Linked DNA regions of Mus musculus: region 1 is linked to region 2. A link is a loop called in an ENCODE intact Hi-C map of the cell type or tissue named here. Cell type or tissue: heart. All regions are shown on one strand. Links, peaks and the distances in the headings refer to the core of each region. The heading gives the core; the rest is flanking DNA.

What was found. Hi-C counts contacts between places; a loop is a spot of excess contacts. Peaks named below come from ENCODE experiments on the same cell type or tissue, not always from the same donor. Only the 100,000 strongest peaks of a DNase experiment are listed, where the experiment ranks them.
Region 1: a loop joins it to region 2, with 2.2 times the contacts of the local background. A loop is called at or near these places in 1 of 42 quality-filtered maps.

The regions. Positions count from the first base shown.
Region 1 is chr8:85,489,946-85,495,314 of GRCm38, forward strand. Gpt2 (glutamic pyruvate transaminase (alanine aminotransferase) 2) reads left to right here and starts at 2,631. Exons shown (of 12, transcript NM_173866.4): 1 at 2,631-2,744; 2 at 2,960-3,224. The coding sequence starts at 2,982. In heart, for the core only: a CTCF peak has its summit at 2,720; a DNase peak (open chromatin) is centred at 2,576; H3K4me3 peaks cover 2,259 bases; H3K27ac peaks cover 1,635 bases; H3K27me3 peaks cover 939 bases.
Region 2 is chr8:85,430,177-85,435,545 of GRCm38, forward strand. It overlaps 4921524J17Rik (RIKEN cDNA 4921524J17 gene), which reads right to left and starts at 2,665. Exons shown (of 4, transcript NM_025722.3): 1 at 2,483-2,665. The coding sequence starts at 2,548. In heart, for the core only: a CTCF peak has its summit at 2,592; DNase peaks (open chromatin) are centred at 815 and 2,705; H3K4me3 peaks cover 3,452 bases; H3K27ac peaks cover 3,402 bases.

The sequences.
Region 1 (5,369 bases), core at 200-5,199, 60 kb after region 2:
TAGAGAAACCCTGTCTCGAAAAACCAAAAAAAAAAAAAAAAAAAAAAAAAAAAGCCCAGACAGCCTTTTTTCCTGCTTGCTTTCTGGGAGGCAGCCCACAGGGAAGGCCTGGCTCACCTCTCTACTTCTTTGCATCTCTCCCTTAATAAACTATTTCTTTCCTTGTAAGAGAAGATGACAGAGAAGCAGCAGCAGCCTCCTATACCACATAAATAACTTCTTTGCAGGGACTTGACAAGTCAGACTCGTTTACTAAGGAATACTTAGAGCTATCTTTGGCTTCTGTTCTCCCTGACACATTCCTCTTTCATGAGTAATCGATTTGTTTGATCAAAGTGTATGGTAGTCCCTTGAGGAGAGATCAACAAGAGTGTGGTGTAACTTCAGGATCCAAGTTCTGCCAAGTCCCACCAGAACTTTCTCCTCAGTTGCTCATGGTAGGTACTGCTGCCTCCATTTCACACATGAGGAGGACAGTGACATGCTTGAAGTCAGGTGACTCAAAAGTGGTTGTGTGCAATTATTCTCAGCCCACCACCACCTCAATTTCCTGCTTCTGTCTCCCCTATACTGCCTCTCCCCTACACTGAATAAATAGTGTCTCCTTTTCCCAAGTTTCATAAGACAAATGTGTTTGTTGCGACTGTGCAAACTCTGGGCTGTTTGGCCTCAAAACTCCCAGAATTACAAAATGTTCAAGACACCAAGGGAAAAAGGAGGCCATTTAACTCAATTTATTTTGCAGATAGGGAGTCTGAGGCAGAGGGAAGGAAATCAACTCCATCATGTCCTCCATCATGTCTTCCATCATGTCCTTCATCATGTCCTCCATCATGTCCTCCATCATGTCCTCCTTGCAGAAGTTTGTGGCTCAGCCTGTTAGCTTACATTTCTTTCTTTTTTATTTTTTTTAAGGAATTTTTTAAAAAAAGATTTATTTATTTTATTTTATTTATATGAGTACACTGTAGCTGTCTTCAGACACACCAGAAGAGGGCATCAGATCCCATTACAGATGGTTGTGAGCCACCATGTGGTTGCCAGGAATTGACCTCTGGAAGAGCAGTTGGTGCTTTTTTTTTTGGTTTTGGTTTTGGTTTTTGAGACAGGGTTTCTCTGTATAGCCCTGGCTGTCCTGGAACTCACTCTGTAGACCAGGCTGGCCTCGAACTCAGAAATCCCCCTGCCTCTGCCTCCCGAGTGCTGGGATTAAAGGTGTGCACCACCACGCCGGGCACAGTTGGTGCTCTTAACCGCTGAGCCATCTCTCCAGCCCCCTAGCTTACATTTCTACCTTTGCACCAATTGCACACTCAACCTAGTCTTGTCCCAAGCTTGCTCCGTGTAGTGGCTATTCCTGGTTTTCAGCTTGACTATATCTGGAATGAACTGCAATCCAGAATTAGAAGGCTCTCTGAGGCATAGTGGGTATGAATCCCAGAAGATTAAGACAGGGAGATCTCTGAGTTCATTGTTATCTGGGATTAAAGGTGTGTGCCATCACACCTTTAATCTGGACTATGCCTTCTGCTGGAGACCTACATAAGGACATCGGAAGAAGGAAGATTCACTCTTCTTTGCCTGCTTACCATGTGGGACTGAGCAACTGCTAGATCCTTGGACTTCCATTCACAGCTGCTGCTGACCATTGATGGGGAGTTGGACTACAGAATGTATGCCATCAACAAATTCCTTTACTATATAGAGACAACTATATAGCTGTTGTTTACTGTATAGTTCTGTGACTCTAGAGAACTCTTTCTAATACACTCCGCATGTGCAAAATGCATGTGTGGAGGGATCTACTGGCTGGATACTTTTGCCCAAAGTAATTGCCACCATGTTCTGTGTAGTCAACAAATATTTACTAAGTGCCTATATAGTGTTAGAGATGTTGTGAAATCAACGGACAGAAACAAAACAAAACAAAATAAAAACATTGTTTTTATCCTTCTGAGTCCTCTAGAAGTATCTAAATGAGGTAAATTTTAGATGCTAGGAAGGCTAGAAAGAAAATAAAATGGATACAATGGATGTGAGGTGGGCCTTCGGATAGAGAGGTGATGCAAAACTGTAGCACTTGGTGTGTGGTCCCTTCCTACAACCTCCCTACCCCCATCCCCCCACCCCACCCTCCCCATACACAGATTTTTGCTAACAAGAACGTTGATTCTGAGAAGGAGACTGGGTGGCATATCAAGTTTCAGTGGCCCTACTTCCTAACCAGCTGCCCCTGAGTGGCTAGGAGAACCATATGGCTGGGATGATGAAACTCAAGGCGAAGAGTGCATCACCACGCATCCCACGTCACTGTAGGTGTCCCGAGGTGAGGGTGAAGGGAGGCGGGGTGTGCATCTAGGGAGAAGCAGCCAAGTAGCAAATAAAAAATTCCAAAAGCCTCTGGAAAGGACAGTCGCTGCCTTAAAGTAGGGATTCTCTGTCACCAAGACCCCGCCCAGACGACCGCTCCCCACCCCCCGCCCAGCCCAGTCTGGCCTGCGCCAGGCTTTAGAGGACTTGTAGTTTATCCGGTTCATCACTGCAGTGTTGATACGGTCAAGACAACTACAAGACCCAGAAGTCAGCGCGCAGGCCCGAGGCGGAGTCGGCGGCGGTGGGTGTGCGAATACAGGGAGCCAGGAGGTGCTGGTGCCAGGCGCCAGGATGCGGTGGCCGGCCACCGGGTTTGGGAGCAGCCCAGGCTCACCTTAACCGGAGCGGTGCGGACGGTCCCGCGGCGACAGGCACGTTGCATACCCACATTAGGCGCAGCTCCGGCAACCTAGCGGTGTAGCGTCTTGGTGCTGCAGTGGCAGGGTGCAAGGTCCCAGTAACCAGAGGGTGGGAATACAGCCCTGGAGCTAGGCTGGCGCTGCCGGCCGAGAGCCTTGGGTTCTTGGGGGACTGGTGTCCACCTGGGGCTGTGCGTGACGTCTTGCTCTCCTTCTTTCTGGGCCAGGGCTAATCTCGGCAGGTTCGCGATGCAGCGGGCAGCGGTGCTGGTGCGGCGGGGCTCCTGCCCCCGCGCCTCGGGCCCCTGGGGCCGTAGTCACAGCAGCGCTGCAGCCGAAGCCTCGGCGGCGCTCAAGGTGCGACCGGAGCGCAGCCCTCGAGACCGCATCCTCACCCTGGAGTCCATGAACCCGCAGGTGAAGGCGGTGGAGTACGCTGTGCGGGGACCCATCGTGCTCAAAGCCGGCGAGATCGAGATGGAGCTGCAGCGGGTGAGCGCAGGGCCTGCGGGGGGCGAGGCCAGGGGGCGTTCATGGCGGGAAGAACTGTGGCAAGCTACTTTGGGGTCCTCCTGAAGGACCTCCAACCCTCCGAAACCCCCCACCCCCTCGGCTTTCAGCTTCTTCTTTGTGCCATTTTTGGCTAAAGCGAGAGAACGCCCCCTCTCTCTCCCGTCACCCACCAGTGCCCCGCATCTGGCACAAAGTGAGGCCTTCGACGGTTCACTTGTTGAATTGTGCCCAGTTATTGAGCGGCCTCTGCTGCCAGGCACTGCGTGTTCCCTAAGTGCCCTACCCTCGTGGATCCCTTGGAAGGGGGAAAACAAGCAAATATAGAAGTGAGAGTTTCAGATAGAGAATAAGTAAGTTCTTTGAAGTGAGACGAAGGGGCTGGGGGGGGGGGTGGCGAGGTGAAAACCCTGTTAAGTAGGAGCGGAGGGAGGAAGGAAGACTGTGTGACTGGCTGGTTTGTTCCCGAACCCTTTTTTCTGGCAGAGGCCTGCTGGGTGTTTGCCAGCCACAGTGGCTTGACAAGACCGGGACTCTGGAAAAGAGATGGGTAGAATTCCTTATTTTGTACCCCGAGAACCTTTGATTGCTATAGTGGGAGAGTTGGGTCCTTATGACCTTAATGAGGTGAACCTGGGACTTCATCTTGGTGATACCAGCCAGGGAGGCTGGCTTGAACTTAGCTGTGTCTCCCTGTCCCAACTAGGGTGGTTTGGCCGTATGTGAAACCAAGTTCTTTGTTCTGGGGCCAAGGTCTGACTATGTAGCCCAGGTTGTCCTCGACTCCACATCCTCCTACCTGCACCTGCTATGCGTCGGGGTTTACAGGCATCCAGGCACAGAACACAATGCCCTGCTAAGATACTGGGTTTTAAACTGGGTGAGATTTGGAAGGCAGAGTCAAGAGGGAACATCACTACTAAGATTAAAAAGAAAACGTTAGCTGGGTGGTGGTGGCACATGTTTTTAATTTTAGCACTTGGGAGGCTAAAGACAGGCAGATCTCTGTGAGCTCTAGGCCAGCCTAGTCTGCAGAGTGAGTTCCAGGACAGCTAGGGCTACACAGAGAAAGCCTGTCTGGAAAAATCTTAGGAAGAAGGGAAAGAAGGAAGGAAGGAAGGAAGGAAGGAAGGAAGGAAGGAAGGAAGAAAGAAGGGAAGGAGAGAAAGAGAAAGAAGAAAAAGGTCACCAGATCATTCTGATTCAAGATGTGGATGGATGGGAGGGTTTCTTGATTTTGTTTCCATACTCAGCAGATCCCAGTGTCTGCAGAGTAGCATGGTCACTCAGTATCCTTGAGTATGTAAGAAGAACTCTTAGAATCTCTCTCTTCTTTCCATTGGAATTTTTTATGAAGCCTACCTACATCAGATACCCAATTCTACTAAAAACGCTGTGTCGGATCCATCAGTGTCTATTGCTGACTCTTTGCAGGGCTGAGTTTATTTATTTATTTTTTTAGATTTGTTTTTATTATTTTAAAATATGTATATGTGTGTAGTTATGTGCACATAAGTGCAGGTGCCCATGGAGACCAGAGAAGTTTCTTGGTGGTACAAGCTTAGGCAGGTCGATTTCTGAGTTCAAGGTCAGCCTGTTCTACAGCTACACAGAGAAACCCTGTCTCCAAAAACCAAACCAAGCAAAGCAAATCAAGAGTTGGATCTTCTTGGAGCCGAAGTTCCAGGTGCTTGTGAGCCGCCTGATGTGGGAACTGAACTGGATTCCTCTGCTACTAACCTTCCACCATCTCTCCTGCCCACTGGGCTGTTTAAAGGTTGGCCCAGAGAAGGCTGGCTCCGTTTTTTTGTGCCTGACACACTGGTGGGCTAGAGACATAGAGCCTGTGCATTTCTTTTTCAAACTTTGATATCTGGGAGGCTGCAGCTGTCTCTTCTCAGGACAACAGTCTTCCTGCTAAAACAAAGCCAGGCTGAAAGTGTTCCCTGTTCTGCCCCACCACAGTTGGTTTCTCTGCATCCAGAGCTGGGAGAGATTCCAGGAATTCTTTCTATCTTTCGTGAAATAGCTGCTTTCCTGTTGGACCCGTAAAGCAGAGGATGGGGAGAGCTAGAGAGCACTGGCCTTAGTCTCAGGCCGCCATACTGTTATTCCCGCTCCATTGCC
Region 2 (5,369 bases), core at 233-5,232:
GTCTACTTTTTAATTAGAAAGCTAAAATTAATCTATTACTTCCTTCAATTCAAGTACTATTTATATATTAATATATACTTACATCAATATATACTAATATTAATATATTAATAACACACACTATAATTAATATGTATATATCAACAAAGGGCTCAAGGCCTTGGTTTTTGAACACTACCATTGGGGAATCACCAAAAATTAATTTGTCATCATGTATATTCTCTTCAGTATTAAGAATAAAAGATGCCATCAGGGCGTGGTGGCGCACGCCTTTAATCCCAGCACTTGGTAGGCAGAGGCAGTCGGATTTCTGAGTTCAAGGCCAGCCTGGTCTACAAAGTGAGTTCCAGGACAGCCAAGGCTACAGAGAGAAACCCTGTCTCAAAAAAAAAAAAAAAAATCAACAAAACAAAACAAAATAAAAAAAGAATAAAAGACCAAATAAAAAACCAATTTCCTAGCTTCTAAAAGATTAAATGTGTTCACTTTCCAAAATTTGCATAATGACTCCCTAAACCCCACTGTGATGGTATTTCCAAGTAAGGCTGTCCCAAAGATAATTGAGTTTAAGTGAAGTGGGAAGCTCCTAACGGGATTAGTGACCTTAAATGAGACTAGAGCAGTCACTGCCACAGGAGAACACCAAGGAGGCAGCGGGTATCTACAAGCCAGAATTCTCACTAGAACCCAGCCTGGCCTTGAACTTCCATCAGAACTGTGGCCAAGCAGATTAATGTTCATTACTCATATCCAGTCCGGGGTATTTTATTATTGCATCTAAAACCAAGCCAGAGCTGACTTTGGAGGAAGGAATGCAATGTGGAGCCTGGGAAACGGCTAGGCAGGAAATCTCAGTCCCAACCCAGGGGGCCTTACAGGATGCAAGCAGAGAGCAGACTGCCCCAGGCTCTTCTCTGCCTCCCAGGCTCCCAGGCACAAACCAAAAAGAAAAAAAAAAAGGGGGGGGGATATTATATTGTATAGCAAAGTAAATGTCATCTCTCCAAATAAAACTCTGGTTTGTTTTACAGCCTCAAGTCTAAAAGCTAACGTCTTCTGCTCTTCCTTTAACCAGGGTTTTTTTGTTTGTTTGTTTGTTTGTCTTTTGCCTTTTTCAATTTTCAGGGGTTTTTTGTTTTTCTTTTTAACTCATCAATGTGTGTGATTGTGTAGGTGTGAGCATCGCAGCACGGGTGTGGAGGTCAGAGGTTAACCGTACAGCCGTTCTCTCCTTCCACCTTTACAGGGATCTACCTCAGGTAGTCAGGCTTGAGCAGAAAGCACCTTTACCACCTAAAGCCATCTCACTGGCCAATAACCAGGAAATTAAAAACAGATATTTTCCCCAAAAGATTATTTTATGCCAAGTAAAACAAGGGACTTGTGCCCTACAGAAACAGAATGCATAATTCATACTGTAAAAGCCTTAACTGAAAATTATTTAAACATCAAAGTAATCTGCCAACAGACTGATCACAAAGTGCAAGTTTGCTACAATTTAGTTGGGTGGAAAGAATGAACGTAACTCTACATTTTGGAAAACATGACTGTTTTGATATTGCAGACTGGTATGCTCTATCGACTAAACTTGCACAACTTTCCATCATCAGCATTTTTAAACATTGCCTATAAATCATACTGAATAAAACATGTAACTTTTTTGTTTAAAGATTTTAATAAACCTACAAGGACACGCCCTAAATAATATACTTAAATCAGATTTTAAGTCTCCACCCATTTCCAATTACTCCAGAGAGAAGGAGGGGGGAGGGGAAGAGAGAGAGGTAGTCATTTTAGGAAGATTCAGGAAAAAGAAGTACAGCCAGATCTGCATGCCGGCATGAAGGCCTAAGGATGATTTTAATGGAATGAGTTTTTGTTCATCACACTATAATTAGGCGTACTTAAATGTAGGAAAAGAAAAATGATTTTTTTAAAAATTACGACTATTACTCCATGAGTTCAGTCTAAATATGAATGATTTCAAATTCACGAATCCGCATATTTAAAAAAAAAATCTGTAAGCAGACATGTCAAATTTACAACAGTAAATAGCACGAATGGGACGGGGCACACGCAGAGAGGAAGAGCCTCAACGCCGACTTTATTCGAACCGTGTTCCGTTAACAACGTAGTGGAAGGACTAGAAACCACACATCAAACTGGTTGGTTTTTTTGCGGCGTTCCGGAAGTCCACAAATTTGCAAAAAAGTTAGCACCATTACTGTCCTTTTGTCTGCTTTATGCTGCCACCCAGGTGGCGGGGAGCGACAGCTGAGAAGCAGCACCGCACTCTCCCCAACCGCGAACAAAGCCATGCGGGGCGGCAGGGGTCCGCGGGCCGGCCCGGGACCAGAAGGGGCAGCGCCGGGTCCCCGCTCCCAGGCCCCCGCCGCCCGCGGGCCGCCGCGCACCGCCAACCGCCGCCGAGCAACGGCCACCCGCCCTGCCCGCCCCGCCCGCTCGCGCCGGCCCAGCCCACCTGTTGGTCGCACTCGGGGCACGATTTGGTGGCCATCTTCACTTTCTTGGCTCGAGTTGCAGACATGCTCCCCTCCTGAGCAGCGGTGGAAGCAGCGCCGTGCCTCCGCTGCTCCACACAGCGCGTCCTCACTCCAGCCGCGACCCAGCCGTGGAGGCGCGCGTGCGCGTGCGCGGGGCTGCGTGCGGGTTGGAGGAGGGGGGCGCCGCGGCCCTTCCAGGGAAGTCCCATCGCCACGCCCTCTAAGGCGGTGGACCGCTCGGGGGCGTGGCTCCGACGAGACTCCACCAACCAACGCACAGGTGGGCCGAGCCCTGGTGCTGGGCACGCCCCCTCGTCGGCCCCAGAACCAGAGCCTGAAATGGTTACTGGCAACGGAAAACCTCTCTGCAAATGTCAGCAATGCTAATCCGAGAGAAATTATAATAGACACTCGATGAAACCCCTAGGCTTCCAGCGTCAGGGGTATAAACTTCACTATTCATTAAATAATTGCCTACGATCCACTATTAAGCACACCGAATAAGAAATGTCTGCCTTCAAGGAACAGTCTACAAGGCTTTGTTTTTGGAGGGGGTGGAGAGGTTGGTCTGGTTTCATCTTGTGTATCACTGATACTGAGTAGTTTAAAATTAAAAGCAAATTATTTGAAAAGTGAAACAAAATGCTGTGCACTCCTATCATCCCAGCTTTCACTGCTCTTGTTCAGATCTACAGTGAGAGAGCAGAGAGATATTTTTAAACTGTAGTTTGATGAAGAAAGGAGCATGAGCTGGGTATAAAGTTGCAGAAAAGGGAGGGGTAACACACAGAGCATCTGCCATTGTTAAAGAGACTCCTCATACTCTGTACTATAGGAAAGGTATCTCAGGACAAAGACACTACCTGTCCAAAAAAAAAAAATCTAAACGTGTGAAAATGTAAAGTCAGTTAAAAGAAGTGTGTGTGTGAATAGAGTCCTTAACACAAGGGTTCCCCAATCCCAAATAACCCCCTAAGGAAGTCTCCAGGATCAGCCTTGAAGGGACACAAAACTTCTGCCACTTTGGATCAAAGGGAGCAGATGACATCTGGAGCTGACAGCATTATCTTGGGCTACTGGTCTTGCAAGTAAGAGAAATGTAATGTTCACTGCCTGGACACACACACGACCTTTACTCTCTCAAGAGGGCACACTAAGCCCGGTGTGGTGTCTGCACGCTTTTAATCCCAGCACTCAGGAGGCAGAGGCAGTCGGATTTCTGAGTTCGAGGCCAGCATGGTCTACAAAGTGAGTTCCAGGACAGCCAGAGCTATACAGAGAAACCCTATCTAAAAAAAAAGAAAAAAAGAAAGAAAAGAGGGCACACTAGGGAGATGGATCACAGGAAGAAAGAAAGTGGGCTTAGAGTTAGTGATTTTTCTGTATCAGCTGGGGTCAGAACTCACAGTCCTGTTTGATTGCCAAGTTGGAAAAGAATTGACACACGAATGTGGGTGGAGGGCAGGGAATTACTGTTCCATGCCACTAAATTCCTGGAACAAGACAGAGGCCTTTTGTGTAAACAAAGTCTCTCAAAGTCTCTCTCTCTCTCTCTCTCTCTCTGCATATGTGTGTAACATTTGTGCAAAAGTTTTATGTATTCTGGCAGATTAAAAAAATGAATTTCTTGTCAAGATTCATGGCATTCCATTAAAATTTGATTATTTAAAAAGAGAGAGGTGTAAGTATGAGGGGCCACCAAGCCTTGTACTACAAGCTGCAGAGACCAGGCATGCATGGCAGGATCAGATTTCCTGCAAGGCGGCACCAAAAGACTATTTTCAAAAGCTGTCAAGGTGAATCCTTAGTTTCAACAGAGACCCCAAAATATTAGAGATGCCACAAGCATGGTACATGCATGAGGAAAAGCTCTGGGCTTGGAGAACTGGACCAGAAGCAGCATCACATGAGCTGTAGTTGGGATAGGGGAAGACTGGGCCTGTCCAAGGATCTCAGATGAGTCCATCCCAAACCAAGAGGCTGAAGGTGAAGCTGAAGGGCATAGTGATTGATCTGAAGGTTTTAGTCTTCACTTGATCGTATCTTTCTTTACTGTGCTTCATTCATGAGAATATTTACTCTCTATTGCGGGGCTCTGGGTGTAGGGGAAGAGGGGAGTAGGAGAGAGTGCCCGCGACCCGCCAGAGTTCCTGTGCTCTGGGCGGCAGATGCGGGAGGACTGCAGAACGCTTTCCACGCAGCTCTGAGTGGGCATCTGGCTGTGTGAAGCCACTGATCCCACACAGCGGAGGGATGGGCAAGGGGCAGCCCCCGTACCAGGTTCTCAGTCTCCATCATCCCACGCTGGATACAGCAGAGGAGCTGAGAAAACACACTCTCGCCCCAGAGATACCAGAAGAGGGCAGAGGGAGAGAGGTTCCCATGCAGGCGAGAGTCTTTAGTCCAGTTCATGGGTGGAACACAGGAAGGCCTTCTGACAGGAGGTTAGAAGTGGCTCCTTAGAAGAAAGTCCATCCCATCGTCCAAGCACAGCGGGCCTTGATGAACAGTCTATGGTTTTAGAGCTTTATTGTAGAACGGCAAGGGGAAAAAGAGAAGGTAAAAGAGAGAGTGAGAGACCAGTCAGAGCCAAGAGGAGAGAAGGGGGAAAGAGAGAGAGAAGAAGAGAAAGAATAAGATAGGTGAAAGCTTAAGAGAGTAAGAGCTTAGAGAGAGTGTGTGAGGAAAGTAAAAGCTTAAGAGAGCAAGGAGGGAGCCGGGCAGCGGTGGCGCACGCCTTTAAATCCCAGCACTTGGGAGGCAGAGGCAGGCGGATTTCTGAGTTTGAGGCCAGCCTGGACTACAAAGTGAGTTCCAGGACAGCCAAGGCTATACAGAGAAACCCTGTCTCGGGGGAAAGAAAGA